2 separate regions of the Homo sapiens genome follow, and region 2 is linked to region 1. A link is a loop called in an ENCODE intact Hi-C map of the cell type or tissue named here. Cell type or tissue: PC-3. All regions are shown on one strand. Each heading gives the region's core, and the rest is flanking DNA. Links, peaks and the distances in the headings are about the cores only. Region 1 overlaps RELN (reelin). Region 2 overlaps RELN (reelin).

Evidence for each region. Hi-C counts contacts between places; a loop is a spot of excess contacts. Peaks named below come from ENCODE experiments on the same cell type or tissue, not always from the same donor. Only the 100,000 strongest peaks of a DNase experiment are listed, where the experiment ranks them.
Region 2: a loop joins it to region 1, with 4 times the contacts of the local background. A loop is called at or near these places in 2 of 110 quality-filtered maps.

Annotation. Positions count from the first base shown.
Region 1 is chr7:103,657,984-103,663,376 of GRCh38, forward strand. It overlaps RELN (reelin), which reads right to left. Exons shown (of 65, transcript NM_005045.4): 12 at 3,393-3,544. Among named protein-coding and RNA genes, the nearest start is that of SLC26A5, 210 kb to the left of the region's middle. RefSeq lists an enhancer at 2,618-3,817. In PC-3, for the core only: no CTCF peak of the experiment used is centred there; a DNase peak (open chromatin) is centred at 2,738; H3K27ac peaks cover 1,335 bases.
Region 2 is chr7:103,589,885-103,595,277 of GRCh38, forward strand. RELN (reelin) reads right to left here. Exons shown (of 65, transcript NM_005045.4): 26 at 4,437-4,608; 27 at 3,798-3,998. Among named protein-coding and RNA genes, the nearest start is that of SLC26A5, 150 kb to the left of the region's middle. In PC-3, for the core only: no CTCF peak of the experiment used is centred there; no DNase peak of the experiment used is centred there; H3K4me3 peaks cover 745 bases; H3K27ac peaks cover 1,303 bases.

The sequences.
Region 1 (5,393 bases), core at 333-5,332:
ATTCAGAGAAAAGGGTACAATGTGAGCTAAAAGAGCTGGGCATATAGCAGATGCCTAGTAAATATTTGTTGGAGGAACAATAAACAAATACACGAATGAGTTGATGTCTCTTAGGTTATTTTTTGTCTAATACACTGCATTCTGGTTCTAAGAACAGTGCTCTGTACTGGTCCTCAATGAATGTGTTGAATACGTCAATATATGAATAAAGAAAATAGACGTTGAACTGAACTTTGAAAGTTGAGCAAGTTTTCCAGAAATATGCTCACAGCAGACTGATGTGAACCAAGGGCAGAACATATAGTCAGGGCCTGAGAGGGAGAGACTGTGATGTAATCCAGATTAACAATCAGTCTGATTTTCCTAAGGTACTGTATTTAGTGAGGGGCTACTTATAACTATCTCATTCTAAATCTCTTTCCATATGGCTTTATCTCCCATCAGCCAAGAAAGTTTTAAAGTGTTTTCTATAGGTCCAGTCCTATCCTATCTATCCTGCCCTATCGTATCCCACCATATTCCATCCTACCATAACCTACCCTATCCTTACTCTACCCTATGCCACCCTACCCTATCCTATCCATCTATCCCATCCTAAAAACACCTTTCCTGGGTGCTGCTGTTCCCTCAAGATCTGGCCACCATTTCTTTTCTTCTCTCTACTGATAAAACTCTTGAAGTAGCCATCCTCCTCTTTCAGTGACACATTTTTATTTTTATTTTTAACTCCATGTATTATACTTGGGCTTTCCAGGCACCACACCATTGGGGAAACTCCCTCCAAAGTCACTGGTGGCCTCTCAGCCCTTATCCTGGTTGATCTCTCTCTCTCTCTCTCTCTGGCATTCCTTACACTGTTGATCATCTCCCTGCCATTACCCCCAAACCACTGTCTTCCTTCCTCCTGTAGGCTCCAATGACACCTTCCACCCACCTCTGTTTATGTTCTTTCTCAGTCTCCTTTACTACTATTTTCCCCTCTACTTATACCTAGATGAGGGTTCTCCCTAAGAATTGTTTGTCTTATGCTACCTTCTGCTTGGGAGAACATAGCAGTTCTAGTGGCTCCAGTTATCACCTGCATATGGATGATTTTCGAATCTGATTCGAATTCTGAATAGAATTTCTCCCTTCATATGGCATTCCAGAAACCTGATCTTAACATAAGCAACATCAAAATATTCTATTCCACACTTACTCTCTTATACATATATTTCTTTTCTAAATCTAGCAACCCTGCCCTAACTGATCTCTTGCCCTTTAATTTCTGATTATTTCAATCTTCCATCATACTCCTGCTAGAATTACTTTTCTAAAACACAGGTGATAATGTAATGCTGAACTAACAGGAATTTTCTGATAGCTCCACACTACCTAGAGAAAGAAAATCCAAACTCCTTAGTAGGAATTAAAGAAAACACTATTCTGGTTCCAATTTGCTTTTCTAGTTCCATCTTACGTGCTTCCACTTATCTATATTGGGAAAATCACCCAGCCCCAAACATATGACATACCTTTATTCTTGTGCCCTTTTTTCATAATGGCTTAGCTTGGAATTCTCTTCCTTAAATTTAAATCATGCCCATCCTTCAAGGGTGAGTTCAAATGCCATCTCCTTCATGAAGCTTTACCCTAATCCCTCCACTGCAATTACAGCTTCCTCTATACTCTCATAGCATTTCATTCCATTACAGCACACTGCATTCTACCTTATAGTCAGATGGTACTTGTGGGTGGGAACTCAGATTAATTTTTATATCAATAACAACAGAGATATACTGAGTCTAAATATTTATTTGGCAGTTTTGAGTGCTTTTCATACATTAACTCATTTGACCAGCAACTCTGTGATTTAGGTGACATTATTCTCCCCATTTGTATTCTCCATATATCCTGGCTTAAGGCTCTATATTCAGTAGGCATTCCTTACTGTTTTAATTGAATGAAGAGGCTTTTACTTGGGATAATGTACTTCTTTGGGCTCACTCAAATCAATTCCCCATCATAGTAATACTGTTTTAATTCATTGATTAATAATATGCTTTGTTCCAGAAAAAATTAAAGATTAATCTTATATAAAGACAATTATATAAAGGAACTTATATAATGATGACTTAATCTCATATAAATCACCAAATATGGTTAATTTATTATAATAAAATCAAAATATGGTATGAAATACATTGTGTCAAAAATGGGGAAAAGGGAAAAAACTTAAATTAGGCTGGCATACTAAATGTTTATTACAACTTTTTTGGAGGAGGGCTTAAGGTTTTCCAGGAATCCCTTTTGATAAAATGAGAGCCAGTTTGAATTCTAATTATGTAAAGAAAATGAGCTCTGGGCCTTTAAATAGACAAACCAGTTCAGAGTGAAGGTGAGGTTGTCCTTAAATGTGAGACTATATTACTTTATTTTATATGCACAATTTCTCTGTTATCAAACACATAATTATGGAAAATGAGTTAGCATCACATAGGTAATATGCTTGAGAGCATGATACAATCTGAGGTTTCCCATGCAACCCTGAGCTGTATGATTATCAAAAAGGTGAAGTGAGGAATACAAGAGAAATAAATCGTCAATGCTGAAGTTAGACTCAGGAGATCTGTTTGTCCTGATGAACTGACATCTTTGCTAGTAAGTTCAAAGGTAGACAGTGTTTATTTCCTGTTTCACTTCCAGATATTGCCTGTGCTTTTCCAGTCACTCAACAAAGAAGGCATGTGACACCTACTCACATTTCTGGAATGACATCAGTGAGAGAATATGTAACTGTGGCTCTTGTTGACTAAAAGGATTAACTTTGGAGGTCACAAAGTTCAACCTTCTAACTCCTTTTTGGGTAATTTTCCAACTATCTTTATTTGCTCTACAATACTTTGAAGAAAACTATAACTTATGAACACATGTTTTTCTTAATGTGTTTGCAAACATATTAGAAAATAGAGAGTATTATTAAAGTATTAACCTAAATTTCTCAGCTTCCTACTACAAAAGAGTTATGCAATGATGAGATATTCATGAAAACAAAGGCTCACCTTGATGACTATTTTTGGGGGGAAGCTGGGAAAAAGAAATCGCTTTGTTTTAGCTTATCTCTCATTGTCTTTTCAGCTATGACCATGGAGGGAGAGGTGGAAGGAAGGTATTATGGCATTTCTTCTTCAGGCCTCATCATGGCAAGCCATGACTAGATCTCTTTAGGTTGGCTCCAGCGGGGCTGGCCTGAAACACGGGGGAGTACCACAGGCTTCTGCTCTGTCTGGAGAGCTCACGTTTCATGAATTTTCATTTTACGTAGTTGACAACAAACAATCTTACTTCCTCAGGAATAGGTGCTGGCCTAGGATTTGCCCCACGGTGAACAAAGTTTGTGAAAATGTACTTACCCATCACAAAGTAAAACCTCAGGTTCCCATAACCGGTAGTGTCCATGGATGGAGTGCATAATTTCCTCTCTCCATCTTTGAGGAAGACCATTGATAAGCCTGATTCTATCGTTCCACATTCTGTACCAATGACAGCTCCCAAGACATCCCATCTAAAAAAAAAGGGGGATTAAGAGTTAGAGTTAGAATATTAAGCCAAATCTTTATAAAGAATAACATTTAGTTTTTAGTGAGGGACACTTACTTACTTAGTAATGAATAATTCTGAAATAAAGATATGGCACTTTATTTAGGCAATGATTAAACTTTAAACACAAATTTTAGGTAGTGAATACACTTTAAACACATTACATTCACAGTTATAGTTTTCCTGTAGAGGGATGAATTTAATCAATCTTGTATACGGTGTGTCTACTTGTGATCAGAGCCATGCTCCAGACTGAGATACTTTTCATTCTTTAAGTACTTATAGTTGAGTTGGGAAATCAATGAACTAAGGAAACAGTGAATTATAAAAGACAGACTCATAATATAAATACTTGTATGATGTTTTACCTATTGAAAATAGTAATAAAATGAAAAGTCATAAGAATTGGCAAAAGTCTAGCAAGTTTTCAAAAAGGAGATGGGATTTAAACTGGGTCTCATCAAACAGGTAATTGGATATGTAGAAGAGAATAAAAATAGCTGGCTTTTATTGAGTGCTAACTACCTGGCCAGATCCTTTTCTAGGGCCTTTACACATTAAAGTCATTTAATTCTCACAGTGACCCTATGAGGTAGTCACCATTACTACCCCAATTTTAGATGAAGAAACTGAGATGAAGAGAGGTTAAGAATGACTAGCAAAGGAAGAGGACAGTATTCAAAGCCATGCAGTGTGACTCCAGAGCCTATGCTCTTACCACAGTTGCATAATGTGTTGACGAAATCACATGACTATAGGCTAAGAAATGGGAATGACCAGCAGGCATGGTGGCTCACACATGTAATCCTAGTACTTTGGGAAGCCGGGGTGGGCGGATCACGAGGTCAGGAGATTGAGACCATCCTGGCTAACAGGGTGAAACCCCATCTCTACTAAAAATACAAAAAAATTAGCTTGGTGTGGTGGTGCATGGCTGTAGTCCCAGCTACTCGGGAGGCTGAGGCTGGAGAATGGTGTGAACCCAGGAGGCAAAGGTTGCAGTGAGCCAGCTGAGATTGCACCACTGCACTCCAGCCTGGGTGACACAGCGAGACTCCGTCACAAAAAAAAAAAAAAAAAAAAGAAACGGGTGACACTATTAACAGTGCAGAAATCAATAGACCTTGGTGGAGGATGTGTGTTAGGGGAGAGTAAAAAATACATTTGAATAGTACAGTGGAACAAATCCATGGAGAGTTTGGAAAGAGGGGAGTTCAGACTCTATTTAGTAGACACTCAGTGATATTTCTAAACTGCATACATGATTACATCTCTCCTTTGTTTAAAGTCTTTCAGGGGCTCCCCCATTGCTATCTGGACAAATTCCAAGTTCCTTAATGCAGAACATGCAGTCCTTCTTGGCCTGGCCCAAGAACATTTCTAGCACAATCTCTCGCCTTGTACCATGTCTCTTCTGCCTTGTACCCAAACTCTTTTGCCATACAATGTGAATTCAAAGTCACTAAAACATTCTGTCAGCCCTCTGAATCTTAACTTTTTGTCTATCAAACAAACTCAGGGTCATTCTTTAAGATGTCCTTGAAATATCAAACACCTTTCTGTACAGTCTTTCCCAAACTTCCTGGCTCCTCCTACCCAGCCCCACCACTCCATCTCAGACTGTTAGATTCTTCCTTTGTGATCTAATTTCTCCCAGTACACTGCCATTGTTTCTTTACATGCCTTTCTTTATTCCTGATATGTCAGCTCCTAAGACAGGATCTGCGTCTTATTTTTGTGTCCTGAGACCCTAGCACAGTGTTCAATGCCCAGCAGATCCTCAATAATTCTTGTTGAGCGATGGCGGGATTAAG
Region 2 (5,393 bases), core at 177-5,176, 68 kb before region 1:
CAAATTAGATGCTACAGCATCCAGGGTGCCTTCCAATGGGTCTGCACTGAATTTACAATGATAGGAATTGTGAGCTCAGTCCCAACCAAGACCCTTCAATAGATTCTGGAATTCTTTGTTTAAGCAAACAATAGGTACTTTTTACTAGAAAACTGGACTCATTTTGTGGATTTCTTGGGATTATAGGAGAGAAGAGAGAAGCACAGTGTATGTGGTTCTTGAGTCTCAGACAAAAGATATGCCAAGAAGCTGCTTTTTTCTCCCTCCTCAGAGGGTACAGACAGAGGAAACCATAAGATGGAGAAGCAGCTGTCTTCTTCAGTACAGGAAGGTTTCAGTGGAACAAGCATCCTCCTTCTGTTTCCTTGCCAAAGCTCATTAAAGATCAGTGTCAACCGGCTGGGTGCGGTGGCTCATGCCTGTAATCCCAGCACTTTGGGAGGCTGAGGCGGGTGGATCATGAGGTCAGGAGTTCAAGACTAGCATGGCCAAGATGGTAAAACCCTGTCTCTACTAAAAATACAAAAATTAGCCAGCGTGGTGGCGGGCACCTGTAATCCCAGCTACTCGGGAGGCTGAGGCAGAGAATTGCTTGAACCTGGGAGGCGGAGGTTGCAGTGAGCTGAGATCACGCCATTGCACTCCAGCCTGGGTGACAGAGCCAGACTCCATCTCAACAATAAATAAATAAATAAATAAATAAATAAATAAATAAATATAAAATAAAATCAGTGTCAACTTAGATGAAACAGCTGAGTGTTTATCACAGCATCAAATAAGCAACATGATCCAGAAATGAAACTGTTACTGTTTGGTGTACTTGTATGGAGGACTCATCATAGGATTAACAACATTTAAAAAATGGTAAAAATACAACTTAAATCCCACTGGCCTATCATAACTGTCCTTTCTTTTCTATTTTCTCTTCTGATCTTTATAGGGAAGCTATATTTTGGTCCTACAGTTGAAGTTATTACACATCTAGAGCTTTCCTCCACATTCTGTTATACATAGCGTTGCAGAGAATATACCTTTCTTCTTTGATTTGTCATCACCAGATAAATTCCTGAGAGTAGCATTAAGGAGTCAAAATGTAGAAACACTTAAAATTTTCTAGTTATCTGTGCTCATTTTGTATTGGCTGAGTCCAAATGAATCAGTTTAGGCATTGGGTATTATAGTTTAAGACAGTTTATTTCCAAATAAATGTGTAAATGAATTTTATTACACTTTTCATAATTATAAATGTCAAACTCTTTTTCTCATGTTCATTTAATTACCTGCCATCTTATATGAATGGCTTATTTACATCTTATTTCATTTGTTGGCGGGAGCCACAAATTTTGTTGTAAAAGACTTTACTAAATAAGAATAGTCTGATTTTTAGAAGGAAAATTGAAATCAGGAATGAAAAGAACATGATACGACAAAAAAATAAAGGGAGAGACATGGACTAATAATATTGAGCCATAGCTCAGGAGGTCAATCAGTTAATCCTCATGACTGTAAGGCAGCTTTATCTAGTTTTTAAAAAGAAGATTTAGTATCTTCTTTATTTCCATACTCACAGCTAGAAAGCATCTCTCAGAGAATTTATAATTTGGTTAGTAGAAATTTTATTGTGCACAATTTATCCAAGTTTATATAGTAAAACATCAAGAATATAATTAAAAACTTAACCCTCTCAGATGCATGATTAAACTCTTCTAACACAAATTCCTTTTACTGCATTATTCAATAGTAACAGTGGCCTTTGGTTGGTGTGTGGTGAGAGCAGCCACATTGGGCACACCTAGTTAACTTTTTGTCTTAAATTTGCCATGATTGCTGTTGTTTCTAACACAGACAAGTGGTTGGAACTTGAAGTTCTGTGACAAGTTCGTGCTTTAGAAATCAGATATAGGGTAGTGTAGACATACTCTCAGCTGTATTAAACATAAAATTTATCTTAAACTTTCCATTCAGGATTTAGGCCTACCTTCAACAAATATTTATTTGTGTACCTTCTATGGATCAGATACATATGTTTAAGTCTCTCCTATCTTTAAAAATAAAAATAAAACAAAAGAAAATAAAAATTCTCCCTGATTTTTGGTCTCCCTCTAACTACACAGCTAAACAAATTGAGAGAAAGGTCGTATTCACTGTGTAGACCTCTTTACTCAACATTTTAAAATCCATTGTAATCTGAATTTTGTTATATAGGTAAACTGTGTGTCTCGGGAGTTTGCTGTACAGATCACTTTGTCACCCAGGTAATAAGCATACTACCCAATAGGTAGTTTTTTGATCCTCTCCCTTCTCCTACCTTTCATCCTTAAGTAGGCCCCAGTGTCTGCTGTTCCCCTACGTGTCCATGTGTTCTCATTGTTTAGCTGCCACTTACAAGTGAGAACATGTGGCATCTGTTTTTCTGTTCCTTTATTAGTTTGCCTAGGATAATGGCCTCCAGCTCCACTCATGTTGCTATAAAAGTCATGATGTCATCCTTTTTTATGGCTGTGTAGTGTTCCATGGTGTATATGTACCACATTTTCTTTATCCAGTCTACCACAGATGAGCATTTAGGTGGTCTTTGCTAGTGTCAGTAGTGGTTTGATGAACATACACATGCATGTGTCTTTATGGTAGAATGATTTATACTTCTTTGAGTATATACCTAATAATGGGATTGCTGGGTCAAATGGTAGAGAATTAAGATTTTTCCTAAGCAGTGTGCATTCCTGATCATTGTTTAAATGCTTGAAATATTTAACACTATTTTTTAAATTTAGATTTTAAAAATTTCAGAATATTATCTTGCAGACTTTAATACCTACACAACCATGGTTTGTGATTAATTAAATAGAAAAGGTGTCAGATGAGAAACAGCATAGTGTTCTGCAAATATATTTGCTATTAACATTATTTTGTTACTACTTTAGGTATTACCAACAAATGAATATAGATTCATATATTGTTATTGATATTTTTCCATTGTAGTTTAGCATCAGAATCTAAACAAGGAAGGGTTACATTTTACTAATCATATTATTTATGACTCACTTCCTTGTTTACAGACCTGTGGAAATTGTATTTGAAGAGCTGCCTATAAACATCTGATCTCTTTAATAATTCCATTTGTAAATTATTTAGCATCTGCATCCTGCCATTATGTAAGGACCATGTAGTTGTGCTAGCTCATTAAAACTGCATTACTTTCAACCCCAGAAGTCACCTATGGGATTTTATTATAAACACAATGAAATTTTGATTAGGGTTCTGAAACAAGACCTTGTCAAAGTAAATACTTGCTATACATGTTGATATGTTATCACAGAGCTGAAAAACAAGAAGCTTTTAAGAGAACAATGATGACTGGAGTAAAAATTTACTGAATTTAAGTAAGATAATTTGTTTGAAAATAATACAGCAAAAGCATAAAATACCTTGTAAGTTCAAATACCACTAGCAAGATGAAAAGGACAACTTATTCATCATCGTTTAGAAGCTTGAGATTCATTAAGTCACAATCAGATTGAAGTTCTAAAAGTCAATTTTATTTTTAATTCTGGTAGAGTTCCTTGAGTACCTAAAGAAATGGTATACCCACAACTTTTGGGACTCCTTAAAAACTAATAACTGCTTTCGAGTAGAGCTGAAAAGCTTCGCAATTCTAACACTGTTAAGCTTTCGTACAGGTGAGTCCCTTCTTTAATAGAATATGAAAAATTTGTGTTCTTTGTGAGTTCCACTTATACATCTGGAAGATATTTTACTCCTTAACTTGCTCTGGGAAGAAGCTTGTGCATAAATACCTTGAACTGTAGCACATATCCAGGTTTCAGGGTCAAATCTCGAGTTACTGCAAATCGATCTCCATCTGATTTTCCAAATATCATTGCTGATGGTGTGGCAGCACAGAAGGTTTCATTTTTAACCATTCCTTCATTAGCCAACATCAACCACACACTCATCTGATTCATAGGGTAATCAAAAGCTGGCTTCTCATAAAAGTTCTAATAGAAACAATACAAATAAAACAAAAGGCAATTTGATAGCTTTGAAAACAAGAAAGGAATTTTCATTTCATGACATGCTGGGCCATGTACCATTTGCATTTCTAGGAAAACACAGAAGAATCTCTATTTTTTTTTACTGCTATTAACTTTTTCTCCTGATGATTCAACAACTGAAAGTATTTTACCACTGTGTATCTAATCATTTTATAAACACACTAACGATTTTGCTTGATGATTTAACCAGACTTCAGTCTTTTTTACATCTAAATTATCTGTGAAGTGGTAGCATAGAGAGGTAACAAAAAATTAAGTACAAGCCCTTAAACTTATATTATACATTCAGTGTCAAGCACTAAATCCTTAAGGAAATGAGTTCTTTATGCCATTCACTTTTATAATTATCTGTCTTCTTGGAGTTCAGACATAGGAGAATACCTGAGGTAAAGTTGGATTGATAACTGGGATGATCTGCTTCTGCTTCTCGGACAGAATGATGATGTCATCGACTGCCCACTGGTCATAGTCCTCCCCTGAGAACACGGGCTGCCACCAGCGGAACCTGGTGCAAGGGGTCTTGGCAGCAGCTGGAAGCTCCAGATAGACAAATCTGAATAAAAGTAAATCATTTACGGTTGGGAAAACAAAAGCTGTGCTTTTTTTTTTTCAGCTATTAAAACAACAAGGGTAACAACAAGAGAAAAGTTTTGTTTGGTTTGATCTCAATATTTTCCAAAAGCCCGTAAGTTTGGACATATCAGACTTGAGGTTTAACCTTGTAGGCAGGTTTAGTCCTGGTCATGTTTATTTCATTTGGAATTGTATCTTTTGGAGAAGAGGGAGAATATTTCAACTGAGTTTGATTCATTGAACTATATCTTTTGACTACCATGACAATGGTCATAACTTTTTAAAGAAATATCAAGATAAAATTGTTTAATACTATTACATGAAGATAATATTTAACATTTTTTTCAAAGGAATTCTTTCTCATTGTGGGAAAACATAAAAATGCATTAAAAATGAAACATAAATTGCCCATAATCTACTACATAGCGTTGGCTTCTGTTAACATTTTGATGTATCTCTTCACAGCTTATAATCTTTTATATAGGCAAGGCATTATACGTATAATTTGGTGATCTACATTTTAAAACTTAACATTACATCATAAGTACATTCTCATGTTAGTAAAACTATATTTTAAAATAATTTTGTGTATGTAATTTTTCATCACAAAGACATGCTATTCTGCAATTTGAGGAAGCCATTACATTTTTATTTACTTATAGAGTTACCTAGTCACCTTACTGAACTCTCAATAATTTCAGATTCACATATTACTTGGAAAAAATAATTTGAGTTATTTAAAATTATTGTTTAAGCCAGTTTGGC